Linked DNA regions of Homo sapiens: regions 1 and 2 are each linked to region 3. A link is a contact called in ENCODE Hi-C data. All regions are on one chromosome and are shown on one strand. Each heading gives the region's core, a stretch centred on a gene start or an enhancer-like site at or near the end of the contact. The rest is flanking DNA. Distances are from core to core; before and after follow the strand shown.

Evidence for each region. A loop is a pair of places that touch in the nucleus more often than their neighbours do. Pooled maps may share reads with other maps.
Region 1: a loop to region 3 is called in a map of breast epithelium, with 18 times the contacts of the local background. The contact joins the enhancer-like site here to the promoter of UGT8 in region 3. A Hi-C loop is called at or near these places in 1 of 168 maps with a recorded cell type or tissue (breast epithelium), 5 of 37 single-sample maps with no recorded cell type and 2 of 50 pooled maps.
Region 2: a loop to region 3 is called in a map with no recorded cell type, with 9 times the contacts of the local background. The contact joins the enhancer-like site here to the promoter of UGT8 in region 3. A Hi-C loop is called at or near these places in 11 of 37 single-sample maps with no recorded cell type and 5 of 50 pooled maps.

What each region holds. Positions count from the first base shown.
Region 1 is chr4:113,948,816-113,953,136 of GRCh38, reverse strand. The region is part of intron 1 of ARSJ (arylsulfatase family member J); the gene reads left to right. Among named protein-coding and RNA genes, the nearest start is that of ARSJ, 29 kb to the left of the region's middle. Within about 2 kb of position 1,634, at least 2 of the 41 ENCODE cell types and tissues checked have a DNase peak (open chromatin) inside an H3K27ac peak, as active enhancers do.
Region 2 is chr4:113,683,201-113,687,172 of GRCh38, reverse strand. The region is part of intron 2 of CAMK2D (calcium/calmodulin dependent protein kinase II delta); the gene reads left to right. Among named protein-coding and RNA genes, the nearest start is that of CAMK2D, 77 kb to the left of the region's middle. Within about 2 kb of position 2,257, at least 23 of the 41 ENCODE cell types and tissues checked have a DNase peak (open chromatin) inside an H3K27ac peak, as active enhancers do.
Region 3 is chr4:114,596,991-114,601,266 of GRCh38, reverse strand. It overlaps UGT8 (UDP glycosyltransferase 8), which reads right to left and starts at 2,460. Exons shown (of 6, transcript NM_001128174.3): 1 at 2,293-2,460.

The DNA of each region.
Region 1 (4,321 bases), core at 385-2,884, 650 kb after region 3:
TGAGATCCCAGTTTTGCCACTTAAATTTCTTAAATCCTGTTCTTCAGTTTCCTTTTTGTGAAATGGGGAAAATATTACTTTCCAAAGCTTGTTCCAAGAATGGGAGATAATATTGGTTCATTGCTAGATATATAGTAGACAGTCAATAAATTGTAACGATTATTGCTGAATTGATATAATTTTGATCTTAGCTTGGACTGCAGATTTCAACCATGACACTAAGACTCCTGCTTCAAGGTCATTTTCTGGCATTGATATCAAACTTCCTAAAAACCTTGTCATTGATGTGTCTTCCAACTGAGTGCTGACTGGCTGATCTGTCTTGATTGCGTCCCAGCTCTATCTCTGTTCTTATGTGAACCATATCTAAAGTGGAATTTCGGGGTAAACCTGAGAGTAGCCTCTTCTACAGAGGTTTAGCCTTCTCCAGCCTATCGTTCTCTTGGTCCTTCTAACCAGGGGTCGACCATTCCTGTACCTAGTTCTCAGCCCTCTATTTCCCTCTAGTGACTGCTTTCAGCATTACCTCACCCAAGCGTTTAACCTTGTATTAAAGCGCTTGGTTTCATGGGTTAACAGACTGTAGGAACAGTTCGCTAAATTGAGAACCCAGAGTGCATTACATTACATGCCATATTTTAAATATTGATATGCGTATGAAAATATTTTAAAGCATTCATTGAAGACTCATAAAAAGCAAGGATATGGAAGACTAGTATCTCAATGTCAAAAAAGAGAGAAGTCTGGATTTTAGAAATAAAACTAATTAATAGGTTGACTGTGGTTCCCTGATTTTAAAAAATCAAGTTGGCTGGGAAGTTGGTTTTTATTCAGTAAGTTACTACAGGAATTGGTGATTATTAGAAGTGGTCTTAAATTGTTTGAAAATAATTCAAGCCCAAAATATATCACTTAAATTTCTTGCAGTGGTGCCAGCTACTTGAGAGGCTGAGATGAGAGGATTGCTTGAGGCCAGGAGTTTAAGGCTGCGGTACACTATGAATGCACCTGTGAATGGTCACTGCACTCCAGCTTGGGCAATATAGTGAGACCCTGTCTCTTAAAAAATGAAAAAGAAAAGTAAATTTCTTCCAGCATGCAAAATCCGGGGAGGTTATACATATGCTATGTCTCAGTTTCAACAAGCCTTGTAGAAAAGACAATCCTTTTAATCAGAAAAAAAATAAACTGAATGATAAGTAAAAAGTTGAACGTGACATTAAAAAGGGAATTGAGTAACAAATCAAAGTTAACCTAAGGGCAGTTATTCAATAACAATTTATAAGGCTTTGTTCTGAGTTAGTTCTGTCCCCTCAAACTCTTAAACGCATGATTCAGATGAAGACACATATTTACCAGAATTAACAGGAGGGATAGCTAACATATTGAAGGACAAAATTAAGTATCTTCTAGATCTTTAAAGAGCAGGAAGAATGAGAGAAGGCGTCAAGAAACAAAACATTCTCTCTGTAGATTCATAAAATAAACTCCTCTTCTACGAGAGAGGACAACTGGCTTAAGAACAGTGAATATAGAAAAAAGAAATAACTTGGGGTTTTAGCTGCCTGCAAGTTCACCGTGTGCCAACAGTATGACGTGCTGCCAAATAAGCTCGTGTGAGTCTTAATAAAGTGTCGACTTCAGATCAAGAAAGGGAGTAGTCCCATTGAACTTTACACTGTCCAGACCACATCTGAAGGATTATGTTCAATTCAAAGTGCCAGATTGTAAGAGGGACACTGACACACTGAAGTGTGTGCCAAGGAGATCTGGCAACCAGAGAGCATGAGGATTGGCTGAAATAACTGAAACAACTCAGAAACGTGGTAACTGTCTTCACATATTTGAAGAACATTAACATAGAAGAGATTCCAGATTTGTTAAGATTCCAGACAAGAAGAGCCTGGATTAATCCAAATGAGAACCTTATATTAGTAAACTCTTCAGAAATAAAATGAGCTGTCTGGTGAGATATTGAACTTCCCCATATTGGAAGCATTTTTGACAGCTGTACTACTAAGTAACAAGTATGGGCCTTTATAGCTGTACTGCCCTGGGTTTCTAATGCCTTCTCATAAATCTTTATCTTTTATGATTCTGGTTTCTATTTGTTTCTTCAAGCATTTTTAAAACTTCCATTTATTTCCCTTTATTCCCAATCCTTTCTCCCAATTCTTAGTCTTGGGCAGTGTTGGCAGTGTTTGGTGCCATAAACAGAACAACAGGACACCACGTCAGTATACCAGTGCTTCAACTGTATGCAAATTTCTTTAAGAATAGGGTGCTGCCTCATAACAAACTCCAGAGAAAATAATTCCCATTCTTATGCCTAGTCACGGTATAATCAGGAAAGCATACGCTCTTAATGTGCAAGACTTAATAGCTATAAAAATAAAGAGAATACAGTCACTTTAGCATAAGTTTAAGGGGCTGATGTGTAATATTTTAATATTCACATTACAAAACCAAACAGAATTTATATACTTCCAGAATTTGCAGGCCTTTTGAAGCAAAATTACTATCTCTCCCCTCTTCCTCTCCCTCTCTTTCTTCCCTTTCCCTCATCTTATATTCACCCTTTTTCCCTCTTTCTCTCTCTTTCAAGATTTGTCTCACAACTGTTGGATAATGTTTCTCAGTGAATAGTTCAATGTCCCTTTCCCATGCTTCTCTTGAGCTGTTTCCTCATTACCAAACCAAACCTACTGCCAGCTCCAGGGCTCATCTGGATGGGGCTTCCTACATCTGCTATGCTAGGAATAGCTTTTCCCTTCACCAGCCAGTCATAAAGCAATGATGAGGTTGCAGCAGAGGCAGGTATTAGGGGAGCATAAAAGGAAGGGGGAGGGTTAGAATAGGACTATTCTTTCTTTTCTATGATGGATTTCCTTCAGGGCAGCTCTGGGCAGCTGAAATCACTTCAAAGGGAGGGAAAAGGAGAAGCTGTTCTTTCAGAAACAGGTTTCTCCTTTCAGACAGTCCCACATTATTAGGGCCGTGTAATCACTTTTCAGTACATTTTATTAGAACTTCATTTTATTTCCCGAGAACCATATAGCTTACATCTGTATAGCATCTATTTCTATGAACCCCCAGAGCCTGGGCTTCTACAGTGTCTGCCTCCATTTCCAGATTAAAAGTTGGGGGGAAACTAGAGGAAAGAACATCTCCAACACCTCTTTTATGTCCACCAAAGAGCTTTTAAAATTAAGGGGAAGACAAACTGTGTGCCATAGCAATGCTCTTCTACTTCTCAAGGGTGTTCCAAGACATAAGGATCTAACAAAATATACTTGGAGTGGAGTACAGATCGCAAAAGTGCATTAACAGTGAAGAGATCATCAGTTTTCACTCTTTTTGCCTTCATTTCTTCATATTCAGATGACACTAATATATCTATCCCATGGGGCAATGAGGAGCAAATAGGGAAAGGGAGGTAAAGTCCTTAGTACAGAGACTGGCATGGACTAAATCCGCAATAACACTCAGCTAGTAACATCATCTCTGTCTACGTTTAAGTTGGGCCTTAAGGGAGCCATCAGTAAATACCTATGGAATGATGAAAGGCTAGTCCTTGTTCACTGGGTACAGATTCTTGAACTTCTTTCGGAAATGGCAAGGTCCAGCGTCCACCACCTCAAGTTGTGTCCATGAGCCTTTTTTTACCGCCTTTGATGAAAGTCAAGCATAAAGGAAAGAGATAGTCTCTGGTACTCACCAGATCTTCAATTCTAGCCAGAAAAAAAGTGCTAGGGAAGATGTAGCATATTTCGTTTTGTTGTTGTTGTTTTATTATTATTATTATACTTTAAGTTCTGGGATACATGTGCAGAACGTTCAGGTTTGTTACATTAGGTATATTTATGCCATGGTGTTTTGCTGCACCCATCAACCGCCATCTACATTAGGTATTTCTCCTAATGCTATCCCTCCCCTAGCCCCTCACCCCACCCGCAACCCCCTGTTATGTTCCCCTCCCTGTGCCCATATGTTCTCATTGTTCAACTCCCACTTATGAGTGAGAACATGTGGTGTTTGATTTTCTGTTCCTGTGTTAGTTTGCTGGGAATGATGGTTTCCAGCTTCATCCATGTTCCTGCAAAGGACATGAACTCATTCTTTTTTTATAGCTGCTTAGTATTCCATGGTGCGTATGTGCCACATTTTCTTTATCCAGTCTATCATTGATGGGCATTTGGGTTGGTTCCAAGTCCTTGCTATTGTGAATAGGATGTAGCACATTTCTTAAAGGTGGATTTTAACAAACTCTTTGAGCATCTGTTGCAATGAAGAGATACAGAAAATTCCAAGAACAAAGCCA
Region 2 (3,972 bases), core at 1,008-3,507, 910 kb after region 3:
TTCAAATGGGGAAGGGAGAAGAAGGTTAATAATTTTCCATACTCAGATTAGAAAGGTCACGACCATATCAGTTCAAAGAAGAGAATGCATGTGCTCATGGCTGGTTACCAGGTGAATTTTGCAAACATTTTATTATATACATAGTTGATTTTTTTTCCTTCCTGGGAAACTTATATCCATGAATCTGGAGTTTTACATTTTGGAGCTACATTTTTTGGTCCCTTCTACCTATATTATTTTTAAAAGATATCTTTATTTTAAAATTGAGCAACTTGAAGTGTATGTGTGTGTGTGTGTGTGTGTGTGTGTGTATACACATACCTGTATTGTAAATAAGAAAGGTGCTTAATAAGTTTGTCTTAAAACTCATGAAAGCTTGGCGTAAAATCTCACACTAATCACTATGGATGAGAATGGCTCTCGTTGAGAAATAAGGGCTGATGGCTTTTTTCTCAATGATCATGTTAAAAATATATTGAGAGCATTGTAGGACTCCAGATGCTTGGGTTGTGGCTCACAATTTTTACAGAATTAATTTCCAAAATTCTTGATTACTCCAGGAGGAAATTTATTCCAAAAGTAAGCTGTGTGCTTCCTTCTTAAATTTAAAAATTAATGCATCAAAGGTGTAATAAAAATCATCTCTTACAATTAGAGGTCCTAAAGAAATGTTTGAATTATTATGGCAATTAGAAGGGTACCTTACTTAAGATTTTGAGAGTTTTGTTGCTAGCAAAGCAGAGAAATAAAAAGTTAATTACTTTTGTAAGGGAAAACTTGGGAATATAGGTATGTCCCTGTACCTTTTCAGATATGTAAACAATATTTAGGTATTTTTACAGAGAATTGAGAAAAAGTACAGGCACTGACACTACTACAACCATAGTAGAAGACACTACTACAAAGATAGTAAAGGACAACTTTCTATGTAGATAAATATCAGTTATTTGGAGTTTATTATCTGAAAATATTTTGATAATTTCTTCCCATTTCTTTCAAGATAAAAATTAAGTTTTAATAGCAGATATCTTGCTTAGAATCAAGTACATTTTAGTGACTTGGCATTTATTCATTATTCGTTTATTTAGTTTATCACTTTTTTTTTTTTTTGAGACAGAATCTCTTTCTGTTGCCCAGGCTGGAGTGCAAGGCATGATCACGGCTCACTGCAATCTCCGCCTCCCAGGTTCAAGCAATTTTCATGCCTCAGCCTCCCGAGTAGCTGGGATTACAGGCATGCGCCACCACATCCAGATAATTTTGTATTTTTAGTAGAGACGGGGGTTTCACCATGTTGGTCAAGCTGGTCTTGAACTCCTGACCTCAAGTGATCCACCTACCTCAGCCTCCCAAAGTGCCAGGATTACAGGCATGAGCCACCGTGCCTGGCCCTTGCTTGTAGACTTTCATTCTCTGGTTCCATACTCCACAATATTATCAGCCCTATCTCTCAAAAATAGCATTGGTTATATTATAGCATCAATTAATTACATTGACATAAAATTAAAATGTCTCTACTTGTCACTTCTTGTAATATTACCTAATTTTGTTTTTCTCTAATTTTTCATAATTTATACACCTAATTTATTACCTTTCACGGGCTCATGTGTTTCCTATTTAAAGTCTGAAATGTGGCCAGGTGCAGTGGCTCATGCCTGTAATCCCAACACTTTGGGAGGCTGAGTTGGGAGGATCACTTGAAGCCAGGAGTTCAAGACCATCCTGGGCAACATGGTGAAACCCCATCTCTACCAAAAAATATGAAAATTACCAAGTGTTGTGGCGCACGCCTATAGTTCCAGCTACTTGGGAGGCTGAGGTGGGAGGATTGCTTGAGCCCTGGGAGGCAGAGGCTGCAGTGAGCAGAGATCGCGCCACTCCACTCCAGCCTGGGTGACAGAGTAAGACCTTGTCTAAAAAAAAAAAAAAAAAAGAAGTCTGAAATGTAAGTCATTTGTATCTGTTCAAATGATATAAGGTGGTATCAAGCATTCTTACACATGATGGTGGTCTTAGAAAATCATTTAGAGGATGCTAGGAGAAAAATTGAGCTGCCATCTGGAGAGGCTGCTGGATTGGCGACTCCCTCCTATCATTGGTTTACTCTCTCCAGGTGCCTTACTAAAGAGAATCAACAAAGAGAGAAGGACTTTGCTCAGTACCTTCTGCCTTAGAGGCCTGTCTGGTCATCTGCTGCCAGCTCTTTCCAGGGAGAGATGAGGAGCAGCAGGCCTGTGCTCTCAAGCCCTCAGGGAATGCACTGCCTCCAGTGGGACAGAGTGGAGCTGTTGCTTGTGTCATTGCTGCAGCACATTATTTGAAACTGACCTCAAGACTTGGATTTGCTCAGTTTATTTTTAGAAGTAATGACAGTATAGCACTTTGAGGCCTGAATGTTATTTCTAGACAAGAGTAATACTGTTTTTCTGAGAAGTAGAATTTCAGGATTTCAAATGGATTTTTTGGTAAATATTTCTGAAGCTTTTCCAGTAACTGAGACTTTCTGGGCAGAAAGGCAAGATGGGACATAGTGTGCATCCTCTGTTCTTGCTGACCTCAGTATCTCAGAGTGTGACTAGACGCTGTTACCGAGCAGCTGCATAGTCATCTTCTTCCCTTGTTCTGAGCAAGTCCTCTGTTACACAAAGAAGAAAAAAGCAATCATTCTTTTCAGTCATTTACCTTCCAACTTACTAAATTTGAAATTATAATTATACATACAGTACATACAAGGTTGTCTGTAGGGAGTATATTTGTTTTTATGTCTTATATTCTGGCATGTATATGAGTTTGCCTAAGAGATTTGGAGATACATACACATGCATACATACATGTGTCTGACTTTTTATGTAAATATATTTTGTATGACGTGTTAATTTATATGATACATGGCTATCCAATGTGGTTATCTCTACAAAGAAATGTACTCACAGATGCATTTAATTTTTACAGATACAATTTTCATTAGCTTTCTAACTGAAGTCCCTGCCTGTAGACTTTCATTCTCTGGTTCCATTGTGTACTCCACAGTGTCATCAACCCTGATTTTCAAAAACAGCATTCATAGCCAGCAGTTTTGTCTTGCTTCCTATATGCCAGGCACTGTTCTAACTTTTTATATATAAATCTCTCAACAATTCCATGAGGTAGGTGCTGTTAACATCCTCATTTTACAAAAGAAGAAACTGAGGTACAGAGAGGTCAAAAAGCTCACTCTAGGTCAGAAACAATCCTAAGTGGTAAAGTCAGTCTGAACCCAGGCAGTCTAACTCTAAAATCTATACTCTTAACTACTATATTGTGTTGCACACAGAATCTGGTTCCTCGTGCCTCTGATCAAAACCGATATTTCCTGCAGCAGAAAATCTTAACATATTAGCACAGGATTAATTTGTTAGCTTTTTATGTTTTTCCCTGCTCACATTTGAGGTTGTTATCCACAGACAAGTATATCAAACTATTGCTGTTCTCCAAACCTTCCAGATAGTTTTCTGACTCTGTGATGTTAATCATGCTATTCCTTTTATCTGAAATTTACTTCATCTTTTTCTACCCAGAAAACGCCTATTTATTCTTCAAAGCCCATATCAGCCTTCACAACTCTTTTATGCATTGTTGTAAAATTGTATTTTCTCTCATCTGTGTTTCCGTAGCACTTAATAAGTAACTCCGGTTTTGGTGCTTCTTTCATTGTATGGTGGTGTTTATTTGCCCTTAAGTGTCATGTGCTCTTCATTGGGAGTACCATCTCCCCTCTGCTGATTTCATTCAACTGTCTAGTAACCAGATTCACCTCTCAGCCATGTTCCTGTATCATCAGTGCTGCTCTGCGGTGCCCTGTCTGGTTTTCAGTCACAGTTTCCTGTGCAGGTGGTGGAGGATTTTGAAATGCTTGAAACTGAACCATTACACCCACTTGAGATAGTTTCTTTTGTCTGTGTATGATAGGAGGTGGGTGGGGAAAAATAAGTG
Region 3 (4,276 bases), core at 1,211-3,710:
ATTTAAATTATTGGGAAATGTAAACTGTCAAAATCTTTAAACGAAAAGTAGTTTTTATCCAAAAAAATTGTCATAAGCATCTTTATTTACTGCATTGGTTTATTTATTCTAAGACGCGTACCAAGCTTAAATACAACAAGCATAGTCCTCTGGAAATCTTAGATTTAAAAAGAGTTTGAACCTGTATAGTAGTATTACCTGGAAAAAGTCAGAAGTATAGTTTCTGTTCAGTTATGCCCAACCTCCTAATAGAGTATCAAGCCTTTACTAAATATCGGGGCACTATGCTTTATTGTAGTTTTTAAAGACTTGTATAATACTAAGTCACACAACACTAGATGTCAACTTAACCTTGTAGGTGGCAGGCAAATCATACAATACTAGAGTGTTTTTCTCTGGCATTATCTAGAAGAGTTGCTGAACACAGACACATTCCTAAAGCAAAACCTCAAACCACCAAGAGACAGTTTCTATAGGAGAAAACTAAGCTGGCTAAGATTTAATTCAAGTAACACAAAGTTCTGGTCTCCTTTACCATATAATATTAAGATGCATGACTCTAATTTTAAAATCTCCTGGGGACAAAGTATGGTTACTCTTAACACTATTAAAATATTGGTTAAAGATAACCATTGGGTACTGGGCTTAATAACTGAGTGATGAAATAATATGTAAAACAAACCCCTGTGACATGTGTTTACCTATGTAACAACCCTTCACATGTACCCCAAAACCTAAAATAAAAGTTTTTAAAAAAGAAAAGAAAAAAGGGCACTTTCTATCCTTCCTTCAAATGGTGGTGATTTTTTTCTGGGGATATGTCAGAAGCACGCCAATTTTGAGTGAATATAGACGTTTTTGAACATGAAATTATCAGAAATGATAACAATTTGGCATCTAGCCAAACTCCCTAACATTCACGTCATTGATACTGAAAAACTGGTAGTACAAGGTGACAGCCTGAGGGGACTGAAGATTTTTGGAGTATTTGGAGTAGTGTGGTTTTTTTCTAATTTTTACCAATAGGATCCCCAGAAATAAAAGACTCTATCGTCACTGCTAACACTGGCTCATAATAAAGGTGATTCTCCAGAGCACGCCTGGTTTGATACCGCCACCCACTCCTTCCCTTGGCGACATTTTCCTGCTAAGAACGCCTAGTTAGCGCAATCCAGCCATTCGCGTTAGTTCTCAGAACTCTCTCAGAAGTTCTCTACCTTCTCTCCTCTCCCCGCCTAGATGCTGAAAGGTGATGGGAACTCGCGGTACAGGTACAGAGGCTATTCCTTTCCTAAGGAAGTGCTGCACAATGGCAGGTTTACCGTACTCAATTTTATAAACCCTCAATTAAACCAGAAAGCTTGTATATAGAGATTGGGTACCCCGCCCACCTCCTCAGATTGTCCTTTTGCCCCGACGCACTGCATCTACTTGCACTCTCCGATGCGGTTTGCCTCCTTCAAATCCAAAACACACATACCAGGCTCCCTCGCCGCTCCTCCAGTCCATGGAAGGCGCCCTTCTTTTTGCCAGCAGCGCGTCCTTCTCTCCCCGCCCGCAGGCGCTCACCTCTTCTCTAATCCCGGGGGCCCGCACAGGCTTCTCTAATGCAAGGGCACCCCGTACCATTCCCAAATCGGCGCGGGGACCCGTGAAACCCTGCCACCACTGTACACTGTCCATTGTCGAGAGTCGCGCGGGCACGCGGAAACGGCGGGCCCCGAAAAGTCTCAGCGAGCTTGTACAGCCCCAAGACATTCCCCACCCCCAACACATCCCGCTCTTGTTCCTCCTTAGGGGGAAGACGGAGTAAAGGGGAGTTGAAGAGGTCCCGAAGCTCCTCCTGGTCCCCCACCTCCATCCCTGCCCTGGCAGCTGGCTCTGGCCTCTGGGCTCCGCGGTGCCCATCCCTTCAGGGGTCAAGTACAAGGTCCTCGGCCGAATCGCCTCCCCGTTATACCCTCCCTCTGCCTTGAGCGCACAAACGCGAGAGAACCCTCGAACGGATGCCATATGGCAGAAACAGGATCGCGGGCGCTATGAGGGGCCAGCCTAAAAAGATCTCCTTCACACCCCCTCAACCCCTAGCCTTTCTCCCTACCCCGCCAACCCCCACTAACCACTTCTAACTTCCTCAGCCCAACCCTGTCTGTGCTTTCTAATTCCCACCCCCCCGCCCCTGGACAGCAGCCATTCGCCCGGCACTCACCTCAGGGAGCAAACAACGCCCCTCTCCTCCACCCAGACCGCCCCCCCTTCCGCCCTCTGGAACGGCGTGGTCCCTCCGCTCACCTCGTCTCTTGGCTGCCCCGCGCGAGTTTGAGTGTGTGTCTGCCGCGTAATTGTATCCGGGACAGAAGGGACCTGTGTTTGTGCGCTGAATCAGGTGTCGCCGCCTTCGGTGGTTCGGGGGCGTAAGGGAGGCTTCGGAGTTAGCGTGTTGGCTAAGGAGGGCTCTCTGGGTTCACAGTTGATAGCAATGCTTTAACCGTGTCCTCCCTCGGGTCCTCAGCGCGCCTGCTCGTCCGCAGCTCCCAGCGGGCGGCCAGGCCCCCCGCCCCCCAGCCGCGCCCCGCCCTGCGTGCGGCGAGCAGAGTCGGAGCGCGCCGCTGCCCTTCCGCACTTGGCTCAGCGGGGCACGACACGGGCCGCCACGCGCTCAGCCTAGCATCACTCGCCTCTGACTGCGAGCGCCTCCAGCTCCCCGGGCTGGGGCATGGATGCAGACGCGCCTTCGTACCACGCGCTCGCAGGCTGGGCAAGGGGCAGCGCGTTGGGATCCGGCCAGTCGTCCGCTGAGCGAGGTTGGCTTGCAGGCTGGGACTTTTCGCGAGCCCTCTGGGCGCTCGAGTTGCGAACTCTGACAACGGCACGTGGCCCCGCCCACTCTTCCCTCTTTGCGAGGCGTGTCCCGCGCCCTTTCTGCCACCACCCACGTAGTCCCTGTGCCCGCCTTTTATCATCAAGGCGGCTCAGTGAGCTCTGCGTGTTGATGTCGCGCCTTTTCTCATCTTCCTGCCTTTCCTGCCTCACTTCTGCTGAATCCATTCAAAAGTTATACTTGGGCAAGTGGGTGGAGGAGTTAGGAAAATTAAAAGAGGGATGCTTAGGTGAGCAGGTACCTGCACTGCCGCCAACCCAGGCTTCAATTCTGGCTCTCTTGTAGCGGAAAGCCTTAAAAAACGCGAGTTTGGGGATCCTGAAAAAAAGTAAATAGGGTTGCTGGGCTGAATAACATCCCTCCTCTCAGGCTCCTGCTGAAAGGGCCATTCATGATTTGCCTGGTTGAGCCTGTGGCGACTTTATTCTGACGAATCTGCCTTTGCCAGCAGCATAACCTTGCCAAGTTGGCGTCTTGACCAGCAAGCAACTGTGCCCAAGGAAGCCTCTCTGTGGTGCCTCAGACCTGAGAGGCCGAGTGCCTTTGAGCGCCTGAGGTAGATTGTGAGTTTCATGAAAACCGAGAAAGTCTAAGTGTGCATGTGCGTAAGATATTTTATATATATATATCTCATATATATATGAGATATGTCTATATAACGTGGACTGAATTGTTTATTGTTTATGTTTCGTGTCGAGCATAAATTCCAGAAGCTAAGATGCTTCCATAGCACACAAACGTTATGCGTTTAAACGTTGGAAATCAAAAATGCCATGTCAGGTCATTCTGTCCTTGTTCCAAAGTGAGATTCAGAAATAGGTTGGGATTTTCTGCCCTTAGATAAGAAAACGGAAATTATATTTTACTGTATATGTTATCAGTTAATGATAAATTAAAAAACTAATATACACTGCTGTTATTGTAAAATCCATATGCTCAAGAATGTTCATGGATGGAGAGATCTTCAAATGCCATTTCAAAAAAGAAAATGCACTTTTCTTCTTTGCAGATTAGGAATTTGAACATATTCCCTGTGCAAAATGCAGGGAATATTTTCACAGCCTTTGTACCTGATTACCATACTCTCTATTTATTTCTTATTTAAATTGCACTAGAAAACCTAAAGTAAATGAAATGTAACATAATAAAGAAAAGAGAATTTAGACATTTACTTTAAAAGCTTTATTTCTCAAAGGTCAAGCTTCAGTTTCAAGCTACTGTTTGATGATGCATATGTAAATTCTTGGTAAAAACTTGATCATTAGCAATTAAAACAACTTTTTTCTTTTATTATATAAAAATGTTTAAAATTGTTTCACCACATCCTTGTCCTTAAAATGGTGTAAACTGACCATTGTGTAAGGTTTTTGTCAGATTTTTGGATAGAAAAGGAGT